Regions from separate parts of the Mus musculus genome. Here region 2 is linked to region 1. Evidence: chromatin loops called from intact Hi-C (ENCODE). Cell type or tissue: left cerebral cortex. All regions are shown on one strand.

Evidence for each region. Peaks named below come from ENCODE experiments on the same cell type or tissue, not always from the same donor. Only the 100,000 strongest peaks of a DNase experiment are listed, where the experiment ranks them.
Region 2: it touches region 1 in a loop (2.7-fold over the local background); 2 of 42 quality-filtered maps call a loop at or near these places.

What each region holds. Positions count from the first base shown.
Region 1 is chr7:95,614,403-95,622,402 of GRCm38, forward strand. No RefSeq gene overlaps it. Among named protein-coding and RNA genes, the nearest start is that of Gm39049, 160 kb to the right of the region's middle. In left cerebral cortex, no CTCF peak of the experiment used is centred here; DNase peaks (open chromatin) are centred at 3,177, 3,955 and 4,201.
Region 2 is chr7:95,763,501-95,771,500 of GRCm38, forward strand. No RefSeq gene overlaps it. Among named protein-coding and RNA genes, the nearest start is that of Gm39049, 7.9 kb to the right of the region's middle. In left cerebral cortex, no CTCF peak of the experiment used is centred here; DNase peaks (open chromatin) are centred at 3,470, 3,956, 4,340 and 5,958; H3K27ac peaks cover 994 bases.

The DNA of each region.
Region 1 (8,000 bases):
CACACCATTTTCTTGTGAAAATGTAGATAAAGGGGCCAGAGAGATGGCTCATTTGGTACAGTGCCTACTGAACAAGTATGAGAACCTAAAACTCCCATACAAAGCTGTGTGCTGCAAACGAGTGAATAAGCAAAGAGCAGAGACAGCTAGGCTAGCCCAACTCATGAGTTCCCCATTCTGTGAGAGACCCTGTCTCAAAGTAACAAAGGAGAGTAATCAAGGAAACTGCCAATCATCTTCTGGCCTCCACATCCCTGCTCACAACTGCCTGCATGCAGGTGTTCATACACTTAAATTAGCAAGTACACATACCACACAACACACACAACAACTCAACACAGTACAACACACACCAATGTGCATTTAAATGACACCTACACATTGTGACTATAGAAAATATTTTTAACTATTAACAAAAAAATCCATAACTATTTACTAGTGGTACCTTATCCTATTAGAAATGTGAAAGCTATAGGTTACAGTATTGTAAGGTATGTGGCACAGATCAAAGTGTTGCTGTCCCATCTCAAAGCAGATTAAGTTTAGAGATGTTTGTATTCAAAGGCTGTTTATTTTGCTGCCTTAACTCTTGGGCTGTCTACCCAGTGTGTATAGTCTCTGTTGGAAATTGAATCTGTGTCAGATTCATTTGCCATTATTTTTTAGAGAATCATATCTTGATACAGTTGTTGTCAATGAGATCATGGACTCTGCATTTTGAAGCACGGGCACTAGAAATTTTAATGAACCCTCCCAGGTAAGTAGTGTGCAGACCGATGAGATGTCTCAAACACTTTTTGATTATGTTTACAACCTGAATTCTATCTCCAGAATTCACAAGATTGAAGGAATGAATTGACTCCTGAAAGTTGTTCTCTGATCTCCAAATGCCTACTATAGTACATACAAGCTTCTGCACACTTACCACACAAATAAAGAAATAAATATTTTAAAACTAACATAGCAGACTGTTCTCAATAACCCATATAATTACATACTTTCATACCTTTTTTGTTATCGTGTGTGTGTGTGTGTGTGTGTGTGTGTGTGTGTGTGTGTGTGTGTGTGCGTGTGTTTGCAGGCTCTGTTCCACCTGTACTTGTAGAAGTCAGAGGCAATCCTAACTTTACCTGCCAAGTCACCCTAGTGGCCCAAACTCTATGTACTTTCAAAGGCTCTTCTTTGAATGTACTTCTATTTCATCCTTGTCAGAAACATGTCTAAGACTTTTCTGAAGCCTCACAACTGCAAAGCTTCTTTTGCAAAATATAATCTCACCACTTCCATATTTTGTATACCTTTATTATAGCTGCTGTCACACTGGGTTGGACATTTCCTCCCACCAAAGCAGTCTATGAATCACCTTACAGACAAGAAAGGAATGCTACCACAAGCCCCAGTGCTGGCCCCAGTTCCCAGCTCAGTAAACATGTCATGATAGCGATGGACTGAGCATCCTGTGGACATCTCTGTCATCTGTCCCTTCCTTGGCTTTCCCACTCATCACCTATATCTATGAAAGAATTGTTGGTAGAATATATACATGTTCAGTAGCATGGTGGGCTTCAGCTGGCTTTGACAGCACATTATGGAAAGCAATAGAGAGCAAAAGCAAAAACAAGTCATCCTAATTTTACCAACATCTACAGGAGACAGCAAATCACATTCAATTCAAACAACTTCCTTTCTCACTGTCTGATACTGACAGACACTCCAAACTTTCTTTATCCTACATTTTCATTTCTGAAGGATGCTGTCCACATTGGTCTTCTCTTTACCTCTGCCGTACCCCCCATCTCTGTGTGTGAGTGTGTGTGTGTGTGTGTGTGTGTGTGTGTGTGTGTGTGTGTGTGTGTAAACAGACACATCTCTGTCTTCTGGAGCTGTATTGTTGTCTTCCCAACAAGAAGCCTTCTATGGCTTCTTCTGGAACTTTGCACAAAGGAATAATTCTCCCTTGGCCCATTTCCTTACTAACAGTTATCTGAGGGTGCATCTTTGAGGAATTTTTAAAATTAAAAAATTAAATGTCAGAAAAAATAAAAATTATGATATGTTGAATGTTTACCTTTTTAAATGGACCTAGATGAGACAAAAATACAATTGTCAGGGGACTATTGAAGGGTCTTCAACAGTCATTTACAGTCCTCTATTGGCAGTACATATGAGGAGTGTTCTGCCGGCTGAAAGTCATTTGCCTGAGAACATTCATGAACCCCAGGTGGAAGTGTCTGACTTTGTTTCAAGAGAACATCAAAACCATTCTTTATGGAACATTTGTAAAGGAAAGCTCATATTTACACAATTCTGTCACTAGTACAAACAAAAACCACACAGAAAAATGCATGCAAAAATAGTCTTGTCAAGTCTGCCTTCACCTTTTCTGTTTTATTTCTTACTTTGTGATCTGACACAGACATCAAGCATTCACTTCCAAAAATACCTCTTAGTTCTGAGAAGATGGAGTTGCGTGTTCTTTCCCTTGAGGACTGCTGTTTCTCAAGAGGAGAGTTTAGAGGGAGCATGGAGAGTAGGGTCTGGCTAGGGGGAGTAAACCCCTGAATTTCATGGACAGAGTTCCAGAGTTAGGTGGCTTATTACTTGAAGTGTGACTTCAGACCAATTAATAGTCTCTCTGAGGATTGCCTTTTTTCTTCTTTGTTGAATGAGTATTATCAAGGAATGGGTTTCACAGGGAAGCTTGAGGGAACATAGGGGACAATGTGTGAGTGTGTAAACCTAATGCCTATGTAGAATGATAGTTAAAATGGACATATGCATGAGAGAAGGAGAGAGAGAGAGAGAGAGAGAGAGAGAGAGAGAGAGAGAGAGAGAGAAGAAGAACAAGAAGAACAAGGAGGAGAAGGAGCAGGAAGGGAGGGAGAAGGAGAGGAGGGTGGGATGAGAAGGGAGAGAAGGAGAGAGGGAGAGACGCAGGGAGGGGGAGAGAGGGAGGGAGGGAGGGAGGGAAGGAGGGAGAGAAGGGAAAGGAGGGAGGGAGGGAGAGAGGGGAAGTGAGGAAGGGAGAGAGGGAGGGGGAGGGAGTGAGGAAGAGAGAGAAAATTTGTGAGTCAGCCATTCCAAACAAATCTGGAACATTTGGAAGGGATGGAAGGAGGCTAAAAAGCAAGGGAAGAGAGATGAATTTGGCAGTGGCAACCAGTCCTCTGCTTGGCAGTGATTAACCTGGCAGTGGTCCAGTAGTGGAGTGTGACTTACACTGTGAAAGTGTTCAAGAAGAGAATGGTAAATTCACTTGTATCTGTCTAGTTCAAAAGATTTGGTTTCTAAAGATTTGGTACAGCTGCGTTTATAACTTCTTGAGTACATGTTATGTGGGTTTCTCGTGGAGAAAAAAAACAAGAGTATAACTTCTTTACATCTGTACTTCATGCTTCATGGTCCTTTAAATAAAACTTTGTTGATAAGTGCCTAATGTGTAAAAAGCTCTGCATGCTAAACACACACATTTCAATGAGTTTAGAGCTGTGCACTAGTAACCATCATGACTATCAAAAGTTTTCCCCACCCCCATCTGATTTTTTTTATTACTTTGTTCTTTTATTCTCTTACCTAGCCATAGGAACATGCACCTATATTTGCAAATTGTGGGGGCTGAGACAAAAGGATATTCGTTTTGAGGACATCCTTGTCTGTATAATGAGACTTTATTTCAGAACAAAATACACAGAGAGAGACTTAAAAATCTATCACTAGGTTCTAGCTCTTTTTGTCTTAAAATGTATTATGACTAGACATGTATGAATGTTTTGCCTGCATATATGTATCTTTGCCATGTGTGTGGCTTGTATCTGTAATAGCTAGAAGCAGATGTTTAATTCCCTTGAACTGAGTTACAGATGGTTGTGAGCTATCATGTGAGTCCTGGGAACTAAACCCAGGTCCTCTGCAAGAGAAGCAAATGCTCATAGCCTCTGAGCCATCTGTCCAGCACTCTAGGATCCAGCTCTTAAAAGATCTATCATTTCCACACAGGGAAGCACAACTCCTATGTATGGAACTGTGGGGGCACTCACAAGCCCTGGCCATATCTCACCAGGCAGTGTGACATAAAGTAGATCTTCAGTACATACAAAATGTCAGACATTGCAACCATTAATTCCCAATTTCTCCCTCTTTGTAGCTCTGGCAACCACCATTCTGATGGCTGTTTGCTGGAATTTTCGGTATGAGGTTTGACAAAGATGTGTGAGGATACAATAGTCACCAATCTGTCTGCCTCCAGATTCACCCAGACTGTGACTTTTGGAATTCCTTCTTGTGAATCTATGTGATATCACCTTGTCTGTACACACCATGGCTTCTATATCTTTTGCCCACGAGCACCAGTGGACATGTAGGATGTTTCTCTATCTCTGTTACTGTGAAGGATGCTGCAGTAACCATTGGCATGCAGCTAGCACTCTAAGGTCCCTTTTTCAGTTCACTTTTACATGCAGCCAGAAGTGAGGCTAGCCAGTCATCAGTTTGTTCCAGGTTTACATTTTTATGGACCATCACACTGTTTTCTGTAGTAAATGAACCAAGTTACTTTCCAAACAACATTGTCAACATTTCTGTTTTTCTACATCCTCACCAACACTTGATATCCTGTTTTTGTGCTGGCTATTTTACCTCTTTGTGGTTTTGCTTTCTTTTTTGGAGATGATTCGTGCTGCTGAGCATTTCTTCAAAGACTTGCTTGTCTTTTGCTTTTTAAATAAGAACTCTCTATTTCAATATCTCGGCCATTAAAATTAATTTATGTCTTTAATATTATTTTGCTAGTAAGTTGGATTAGTTCCCTGTATATTTGGAATTTTAAAGCAACAATAAGGGAAATTAAGGTATACAAATAAATGAAACAAGGTTCTTGCTTACACACTGAAAGAATTAAGATTGTCTAACCTATAGTATCTACTCAAAGCCATCTACATAGAGTTAATGTCCTGGCTAACAAAATCACGAAGATGCTTTTTCCCAGAAGTAGAAAAATAGAATCTTTCAACTTCATAATGACCCAAAGGCTGAAATGAGCCAAAATACATTTTCCCAGGAAGACCAAAGAGGAGGCATCTTTGAGGTGTACTACTTGATTTCAAAATAGACCTTATGGGTATCTAATCAGAACAATGTGCACTGGCATGAACATAGGCATGGAGATGCTAACAAACCTGAAACATAGAGTGTTCAGTTTTCAAAAAGGCTGTGGAGATGCACAATGGAGAAAATAGAGTCTAGAGTAGGGGCGGGCTAACCAAAGTAGGAAACAAAAGCACAAATAAACAAATGCATTACATCACATTAGAAGGCTTCTGTATAGTGAAGCAAACACTCAACAAGACACACAGGCAATCCACCAAATGCAAGGGAGTATTTGTTCAGTATACATGTGATACGGGGTAACACCCCAAAGAAATTTCAGAATCATCTCCATTCATTTCACACAGTCAACTCCCTTTATGTAACCTAAGCAGTTCGTTGCTTTATGCCTCGTCATCTCTAGAAGTTACCATGTGCCTCTAGACTTTATTTTAATGGATATTTATGGTGTAATTTACACTGATGTGAGACACACAATGGATCCTTTCTGTGCTGTTAAGACCTGGAATTTTGTGTATGGAGGATAGGATTCGTGTCATTTCCCAGGTTGCTATTAAGAAAACACAAGCTATAAAGTTTAGTGGAGTGGGGCTCCTGGGTCTGAGTCACACAGCTTAGAAACCCCTTTGCACAGACTTTTGTTTCTGTCTTTCATTTTCACAAAGTGCTGATCTTATTTGACTTAAATATTAACTTTAGAACACTTTAGCAACTCATTAACTCTCCTTTTCTCAATTCACCATAAGAAGTTTACTATGACCAAACTGAAAGGAGTCCTATGATTAACACACCCCTCTGTGTGTGTGTCTCCCTCTCTCCCTCTTCCTCCCTCTCCCTCTCCCTCCCTCCCTCCCTCCCTCTCTCTCTCTCTCTCTCTCTCTCTCTCTCTCTCTCTCTCTCTCTCTCTCTCTCTGTCTCTTTGCCTCTGTCTGTCTCTGTCTACATCTCTCTGTCTCTGTCTCTCCCTGTCTCTCTCTGTCTCTCTCTCTCTGTCTCTCTCTTTGTCTCTGTCCCTGCCCCCCCCAATCTACCTCTACCTCTCTCTCTCCTTTCAGGTATCATGAGAAAGAATTTGGATTCTTTATTAACACATACAGTGGATTTTAAGCATGTTTGCTCAACTCCAGGGACATAATGCTTAGGATATCTGGAGTAATTTTAGACTATTAACAACTGATGGGATTCTATTGACATGATCATGTAAATAAACTCCAGCAATGGTACCAAATGCCTACCTTGTCCACAGATACTGTTTCTAGCAAAATACTCTCCCACTTTATATCTTATTTGGGGAGAAATTGAAAATTTTTGATGTGAAGAGAAAGAGTTTTCCCAGCAATGTTGCTTCCAAGAATATATGTGGACTTCTCCTTTATAGAACTAATCTCTTGATCTCCATAAATTTATCTTCTGGCTTCCAGGGACTCAATGATGACTGGTTTGGACTGTATATAAATGCCTACATTTGAATGCTAGTGTGGTATTTTGAATATGCTTGGCTCAGAGAGTAGCACTATTTGGAGGTGTGGCCTTGTTGGAAGAAGTGTGACCCTCCTCCTAACCACATGGGAGTCAGTTATCACCAACCAGCCTGTAGATGAAGATGTAGAATTCAGCTCCTCCTGCACCATTCCTGCCTTGATGATAATGGACTGAACCTCTAAGCCTGTAAACTAGCCCCAATTAAATAGAGGCTTATAAGACTTGTCTTGGTCATGGTGTCCGTTCACAGCAGGAAAACCCTATCTAAGACAGAAGTTGCTTGGTCCAAGCATATTCAAACTACCACAGCTAGTAGAATCATATTTTATAAATGTGACCTTGGATAGATACTTTAGTCTTCTGATCCTATTTTTATACCAGTGAAATTATTTCAAACATTTAAAAATTAGTAGTAATACTTCGGATGTCTTCAGTGCACATTGAGTATGGTTGCCTATTTATAGCCCTAAAAGTATTTGATCATCACAGAGTCCCAAGAAGCACTGCTGTCATAGCTTCGTCATTATTATATAAGCTGGAAAAGCCACCAGAGGCCCTTATTATAATTGTCATATTCATTCCGTGCATTAAGTTCCCAAGGAGAGTCACAGATGGTCCCTAGCATTTCTATGTGACTTTTCTTCATGAGAGGAGAGCATGCCATAGGGATCACCCCAGCCAGTCATGTCCTCACCTATGAGTAGGGAAAGACAAGTGCAAGGACTGAATCAAGTTTTAAAATTTTATGACTTGGACTTCATTAACACAGCCACCAAAAACCTGTTCGCTTTCTCACTGACCTCAGCCATTAATTTCTTCAACAAACTGTTGATATTCATATCATTAGCAGCTGCATTGATGGTTTAATTAAAATTTGAACACGCCGTCCAATTTAAGCCACCTGCTATGTTATATTTCCACTTAGATCTTAAAAGCACAAAATGTCCTCTCTCTCTCTCTCTCTCTCTCTCTCTCTCTCTCTCTCTCTCTCTCTCTCTCTCTTTCTTTTTTGTTAACTGGTTGGAATGCAAAGCAGGGAAAGGCTATGATGGTGGAATTCTGCCAAAGTCCATTAATCTGGTTTCAAGGTGTATGTGTGACTTCTACACACCTAAGATCTAGAAAGGGGGTTCTAAATTGCAACAATGGTTAGGAAGTCTCCAGTTGAGGTGTTCTCTGTCCACAGTTCATGGTCAAGTCATCTTAATATTTAGCCTCTTGTTGTGTACCTTTTAACTAATGGGCATTAAGATCAATGGGTCTTAAGTTTTCTATTACTTAAAAAGATCATTGAACTTACACTTCAGAGTGGGTTATTTTTACATGCCAATATATGCATCATCCATGAGGTTACTGAAAACTAAAACTTCAAATGGCCTCAAGATGTAACAGTATTTGATGAAAAATCTTTTAGA
Region 2 (8,000 bases), 150 kb after region 1:
GTATTCAAGGCTCTTTCCTTCCTCCGGCCCTTTCTCTTCTATTAGATTCAGTGTATCTAGTTTTATGTGGAGGTCCTTGATCCATTTGGACTTGAGCTTTGTACAGGAAGATAAGAATGGATCAATTTGCTTTTTTCTTCATGTTCACTGCCAGTTGAACCAGCACCATTTTTTGAAAATGCTGTCCTTTTCCACTGGATGGTTTTAGCTCCTTTGTTAAAGATCAAGTGACCATACATGCGTGGGATCATTTCTGCGTCCTCAATTGTATTCCATTGATCTACCTGCCTGTCACTGTACCTATACCATGCAGTGTTTTTGTTTGTTTGTTTGTTTGTTTGTTTTTTATCACTGTTACTCTGTAGTACAGCTTGAGATCAGGGATGGTGATTCCCCCAGAAGTCCTTTTATTCTTGATATAAGTTTTCACTATCCTGGTTGTTTTGTTTTTGTTTTTTGTTATTCCCAATAAATTTGAGAATTACTCTTTCAAACTGCATGAAGAACTGAGTTGGAATTCTGATGGGGATTACATTGAAACTATAGATTGCTTTAGGCAAGATGGTCATTTTTACTATATTAATCCTGCCAATCCATGAGCATGGGAGAGTCTTTCAACTTCTGAGATCTTCTTCAATTTCTTTCTTAAGAGACTTGAAGTTCTTGTCATACAGATCTTTCACTTGCTTGGTTAGAGTCACACCAAGATATTTTATATTGTTTGTGAATATTGTAAAGGGTGTCATTTCCCTAATTTCTTTCTCAGCCTGTTTATCCTTTCAGTATAGGAAGGCTACTGACTTGTTTGTGATAATTTTATATCCAGAGACTTTGCTGAAGTTGTTTAACAGCTATAGGAGTTCTCTGGTGGAATTTTTGGGGTCACTTAGGTATACAATAATGTAATCGGAAAATAGTGGTAGTTTGATTTTTTTTCTGTCCCAATTTGTATCCCTTTGACCTCCTTTTGTTGTCCAATTGTTCTAGCTCGAAATTCAAGTATTATATTGAATAGATAGGGAGAGAGTGGGCAGTCTTGTCTAGTCCCTGATTTTAGTGGGATTTCTCCAAGTTTTTCTCCACTTAGTTTTGATGTTGGCTACTGGTGTGCTGTATATTGCTTTCACTATGTTTAGGTATGGGCCTTGAATTCCTGATCTTTCCAAGACTTTTAACATGAAGGGATGCTGAATTTTGTCAAATGATTCTTCAGCATCTCCTGGCTTCATTCTTAATCATGTAATTTGCATCTCCAATGAAATTATTTCAAGGCAGCAGAGCCTATCCTTCATTAATTGATAAAGTGGGAAATGCCAGTAGAAAAGAAGTCTCTTGCCAGAAATCCATGTCATTGGGCAGAGCGGGAGGGTGTTTGATCTCAGCTTTAGCTGATTTCAAAGACAGTGTCTTCTGCAATGCCAAGAGAATGAGAATGGGATCTTAAGGATCAGATTCAAGTTCTAGTCTCACCTTTAAGCATGTAGCCTTGATGAAATTACAAACTTTCCATGCACTTCAATTTTTGCCATCCTCTGCTATTTTAGGGGGCCCATAGTGCCACCTTGGATGAATTTGTTCTATATAGTAGCAACTAAAAGTACCAAGGTACTAGAAATTACTCCATTTAGAAGCTATCTTGTTCATTTAGTTTTGTTTAATTTTTAATCACATTTATTTACCATTGTTCTGGAGAGAGTAAAGGACATATACAGAGGACATGGGGAAGTTAGAGGACAACTTGGAGAGTCAGATTTCTCTTTCCAACATGTGGCTCCCCAGTTCTGAGTTCAGGTGAGCTTGACAGCAAGACCCTTTACCTGCTGGGCCACCTCACTAGCTCCCTTGTTTTGTTTTTGAGCCAAAGTCTCCTCACATGACCCAGTCTAGCTTTGAACTCAGCACTTAATGTGGGATTACAAGCCTATACTGCCTTATCAGCTTTTGTTTGATTAGCAACCAAAGGTGTTAAATTTAGTTGCTTTCCTATTTTAATCATAATAAAAACCAATCTAAGTTTGAAAGAGTGTTGAGCTGAGCTGTCCAATATCTATGTCTGTTTGTATAAGTTACAAAGTCCTAATATTGATCCGTGATTTGATACCAAGAAAAAGCATATAATTTCAAGTGTATCCATTCATATAAAAATACAAGCATGTTTATCAAAGTGATTCCAACTTGAATAGGTAAGAAAGAAAGAAACTGCTATAGAGCATGGTGATACTGGTATCTCTCTTATTTCCATTCAAGATGAAAACCTCAAGCCAGAGCTGGGGAGATAGCTCAGTAGGTAAAGTACTTGTCATACAACCAGAAAGACTTAAGAGGATTGCAAGAACCCAAGTAAAAGCTGGGCATGGTTGAACACATCTGAAAGCCCAGGACCGGGAGACTGAGACAGGTGGATCGTGGGGGCTTTTAAAAAGCTCCAAGTTCAGGAAGAGACCCTGTTCCAAGAAAGTAAGACGGAGAGTCTGGCATGTGACACAGCAGGTAAAATTGTTTCTAGAAAATCTTGAGAGCTAAAATTCCTCTCCTTGGGACCCACATAAAAGTTAGGTGGATACAGCAGGCTTCCTGTAATGGCAGCCTTGGAAGCCAGAGACAGGGAAGCCCAAGCACAAGCTGGTTGTCTAGACTAAGACAGGGAGATCTAGCTTTAAATGGGAGATCTTGTCCAACATCTAAGCTAGAGAGATAAAGGGATATCTTGACATCATCCTCTGGCTTCTATGCACGTCCATCCCATCCACATGAATAAGTACATGCATATATCTGTGCACACATGCTGGCTTAGTCAGGGTTCTCTACAGTAACAGAACTTACCAAATGACTCTCTGTTTATATAGAAAGGGGGGTTATTAGAATGACTTCCTCCTAATCCAACAATAGCCAACTGTGGACGGAGAGTCCAAGAATAGGTAGTAGGTGTTCACTCCACAAGGCTGGATATCTTAGCTGGTCTTGAGTATAGACCAGAATCCGGAAGAAGTAGGCTCTGATGCCATTGAAGGAACAGACTTAATAACAAAGAGAGGGCAATTAGGCAAAGAGCCAAAGCTTCTGTCCTCTGTATCCTTATGTAGACTTCTGGTAGAAGGTTTGGCTCAGATCAAAGTTTTGCCTTCCCCTGTCAAGACACAAATTAAAGGCATGTGACTTCCATCTGGGAATTTACATAATTCTAGATGTAAACCAAGAATACATATCACAGATGCAAATACTGAGTACACATACACAACACACAACACACAAATACACACAGGCCACCAGCTGATTCTCACAGCGAATCGTGAGTGCCACTGCACAGCAGGGCAGGGTAGCCTAGTGACTGAATTCCTCCCTCCAACTCAGTTGTCTGCTTATGAGAGCCCTCAGTGTATCTCTGGCTCAGTTTTCCCAAGGTGTCAAAAGAACCTTAGCTTTTATGTGAAGCAGAGTGTTTGCTCCTTACTCGTGAAGTTTCCACTTTTGTGGGGCAGATTGTAGGTGGGCGAGATGAAGATTCCAGATTTGGAAATAGGAGCAACTTCTTGGCACAATGGTCTGTCATAAAATGATCACAAGAGCAGTGTTACCCAGCTGTGTCTCTCAACTGCAGTTTCCCCATCTGTAAATATAGATATTAGTTGCAACTACATGGGATATTAGGGGATTAAATAAGTTATGAACTAGTGAGCACTATATAAGTATAAATCATTATAACATGATCATTATTTTATATATATTAAGACCAAAGGGCATAACCTCTTTTAAATAATTATTCTTCACTCCTTTTCTCTCTTACATATTACATATCTAATTTTATCCTAGCAGAGTTTTGCTTTCTAAACCAGATTGTACTGAGCCTTCATGCATACCATGGCGTGCCTAGGAGTGAGTGTTCCCGTTTACCTGTAACAACAGCTATTAGTGGTTGGGTGATGGCTTAGGGCTCTTTCACAGAGTCCTGTTTCCTCCTTAGGTGTTATTCTGCCTCGTTAGGGAGAGAAAACCAGAGGAGCTGTCATATGCCACCTGTCATTCCTCTAGATTTAGACATGAAAATTGATTCCAGACAGAAGAAAGAAAATGAGCTCCACTCATCTGTGGTCCTCATCTCTGAGTGGCCCCATGTCTTTAAGGAGCCATCAAGGATGTAACAGAAAGCATCTTACATTGAGATGCCAGAACGAAGCCATTTTGTATTTCACAGAGGGTTGGATTTTGTGGACTCCCCTCTGAAATATCTGGTTATTATGTACTTATTATTTGTAAAATAAAATGTGTCTTTTATACAGCCCTTGCTGCCCTGTCTTCAAAGTCCAAATCTCCAGCAGATGCCTATGTTGGCTGCTTCACCAAATGCTTTTACTTACCAAAACTCAGTTGCCTACCTTAATATTGACATGGGTCTCTGAGGCGTTCTGCGAGTTAGCACTTTTTTAAAAAAATACATAATTTAACATCTTGTCTGTTTCTCCCAGAGAAGATGAAGTGACAAAGAAAAACACCAACGTTAGTACAGAGTGAGCAGCTACAGGAGAAGTCAGCAACCACACAGAGAAAGAAGGGATAATGGTACTACGAATGTAGATGAAATCATTACTATAATTGAACAATAGATAGCATCACAATGTATCTGGGACTTGAGTTAATTTGTCTTTGGTTGGTGCGTGTTGTCTGTTTGCTCTAGTTCGAGTTTTGAACATCCATGATAAGTAGGAGACAGCCTGGAACAGCAATACAGACTAGTGGGAAGGGACCTATTCCTAAATCAGCACTATATTCTCTGTGTTAACTGAAGTGAAATCCCAATGGGAAAAGCAGAATGTGCCCCATTGTCTGCTGCACGGAGGCCCTGAGGTCTGAGCCTCCTTCACCATCAGGTGCCTACATGCATCTTTTCTATCTGCTCGGGCTCGTGCTTATGCCCACTGCCATTCCCTCACTACATGAGCCTGGGAACACGGATTACTGGCTTATTTTTGCAGGTTGATTTAAAAATCAATTCTATCTGAACGAATCCATTATGGCCAGTATTACATGACACAAACAACTGTAGGCGTATTTCGTGTCTTTTTCCATTTTCATATCTCTTTATTATACAAATGTTTGTACATCCCCACTACATGACCACATCTAGGCTAGGCACAGAGAAACTCCACATCATGTGAGGTTGATAAGACAGGGTGCTTTAAGGGGCATTCACAAGCATTCACAAGAAGAGGGCCTTTGTCCAGATCAATGCTCTTGACATTGGGGATTGGTTTTAGTAAATGTCCTGTACTCTGTGACCTATAGAGCAAACAAACCTCTCAATCAAACTAAATTCCAATAGCACCTCTTCCACAGTCAGGGCATTCAAATATGTCATGAGACATTGTCTGGAAATGTCCTCAAAAGGATCAATTAACTCTATCTGAGAACCACTGACACAAGGCTGGACAGCATTGAGTATGGTGAAGTCATATTACCAACTGTAGGCCACAGTGCAGTATACTTCCAATGGCCCCTGGACATTGGCTTTCTAATTTATAGCCCATGACACAGAGACAATGACTTAATCTCTCTGGGCTTCAGTTTTCTATGTGTAAAATTTGGATAAGAATACATTATGATGATGACAATGGTGATCAGCAATGTGTCACTTGTATATCTTTCTCCTCTCTGGATGGTACACTACTTCTTCAGAGTAAGAACCTGTATGGCTATCTTTTAATCTAGCCTCATGACACCTTCACAGAGACATCAGTGCTAAGAAAGGAATGTGATGCCTTTGACTCAAGCCTTGGTTTTCTGGTCAAGTCATGGAACCCAGCCACACAGCTCCTGAACACCAGGCCTATGTATCAGTGCAGAGACAAAAGCTGTGAGGAACATTAGCAGCTATTCAGAGCTGGGGGGAAGATCAAAGGAATTAACTACTAGGATAGTCTTCCCTGAATAGTTGCACATAGTGTGTTCCCAAATAAACATCTGGATGTGGGGACAGATGCCAGAGGGGTGGCAGAGGTAACTTCCACATTCCACATTGCTCCAGGTAGCAAGGACACTTTAAATTAGTGGTTTTCAATCTGTGGGTCATGACCCCTTTGGGGGGAGGGAATGAAAGAACCCTTTCACAGGAGCCACATATCAAATATCCTGCATATCATATATTTACATTATGATTCATAACAATAGGAAGGTTGAGAATCACTGCTCTAGATGGTCTCCCTAATCCAGGGAGAACCTCAGGGATAGCCAGCATCTGCCCCATGACCTTTTGTGTTTTAATGCAGCATCTACAATTCTTTTGCCCTGCACCAATTAAGGAATACATGAACATTCATAGGATCAGGTTCTCATAGGTACCAGCTGTGTCTCTTTCACTGTATCACCTGAACAAGCTGTGGGAGTCCTCAGATGACAGGATGGCAGGATTTCTATACCTTCTCCTAAGCAGCTGTCCATCTCACCTCAGAACCTTATCACTCCAGCTAGACTGGGATTCTTCAGCCCACAGATGGGCTTGTTCACATTCTCAGAAACAGCGAAGGTTTCTATTGTTCTGATGAAACAATAGAGCCAAAAACCAACTTGGAGAGAAAAACATTTGCTTCTAAACAATTTTATAGTCTGTCATCCAAGGAAGTCTGGACGGGAACTCAAGGCACAAAGCTAGAGGGAGGAGCTGGAACAGAGACGATGGGGCTCTATATATTGGCTTGTTCAGTCTCCTTCACACAGCACTCCGAACTACCTGCGCAGCGATAGCGTCACCCACAGTGGGCCAGTCCCTCTCACATTATATTAGTCATTAACTAAGGAAATGCCTCCCAGCCTCATCTTACTGCAATCTTTTCTCAGCTGCGGTTCCCTCCTTTCAGATGACTCTAGATTTTCTAAGGTTGACAAAAAGCTAGCCAGCACAGAGTTTATCTACTATCATACTTAAAATTTGCTACGGCAACCCATTTTGTGCCTGAAATTCCATTCCTCCTGAGTTTTGCTTCTCCTACATTTTCTTGAAACTCACCAGAACAGTACAATGCATCCTCACAGCCTGTAGATTCTGGTTACAATGTGTCCTCACAGTCTGTAGATTCTGGAGTGCTTATGGTCTTTCTCCTCTCCCATGTCTGCCTAGGGATTGTTAGTTATCTTGCAGCTGGCCTGTTACCTCCTCCTGTGTGTTCCTTAAGCATAATAAATAGTGATCTAGATGTGCTTACTGCCCACTATGTTCTAGAGCACTGGTTCTCAACGTTCCTAATGCTGCTGCAATCCTGTAACACAGTTTTCCATGTTGGGGTGGCCCCCAACCATGAAATTAATTTGTTGCCTTTTCATAACTGTAATTTTGCTACTGTTGTGAATCATAATGTAAATATATAATATTCAGGATACATGATATGTCACCCCCGCAAGGGGTCAGGGCTCTATAGTATTCTAGAACATACCCCTATAGCCCCCCATTGAGATGCCTGCTCTACTCCATAGCCTGTGGACTACTGAGGTCCTTCTGGGCTTTACAGTTTGAGGAACCTTCTCCAGCTCTGTCAACCCTCAGGTTACCCATGCGTTGCTCTTCAACAGTCCCCTTCCTCACTAATAACCCTAATCCATTCCAGCCATGGGAAGACGTGAGAGATTCTTTTTCAAATCTGCCTCAGCTGATTTGATGGGATGCTGGAGTACAGCTGTCCATCATCTCAAGTTTCCCTTCCCCTCCCCCTCATCATCACCCCTTTCCTTCACAAGTAAATCCTGTTCTTGTATCATGAAGAGCAGCTTTATCCAGTACTCAAAACAATGGGGACAAGATATCCAGTCTCTGCATGACCTCACTACCATGAGTGGGATAATCAGATCCCTGCCTGCCCCAATTAGTGGTTCCCTCTTTAGCAGAATTATTTCCCTGCTTCTAAGAAAAACAAGCTTATCTCTATTCCACTACCTGTGTTACCCATTGCTGGAATCCAGTGAAACCCAAAACAAGTGGTAAGGACCACCCGTAATGATTTCAGTGTTTGGTGTTT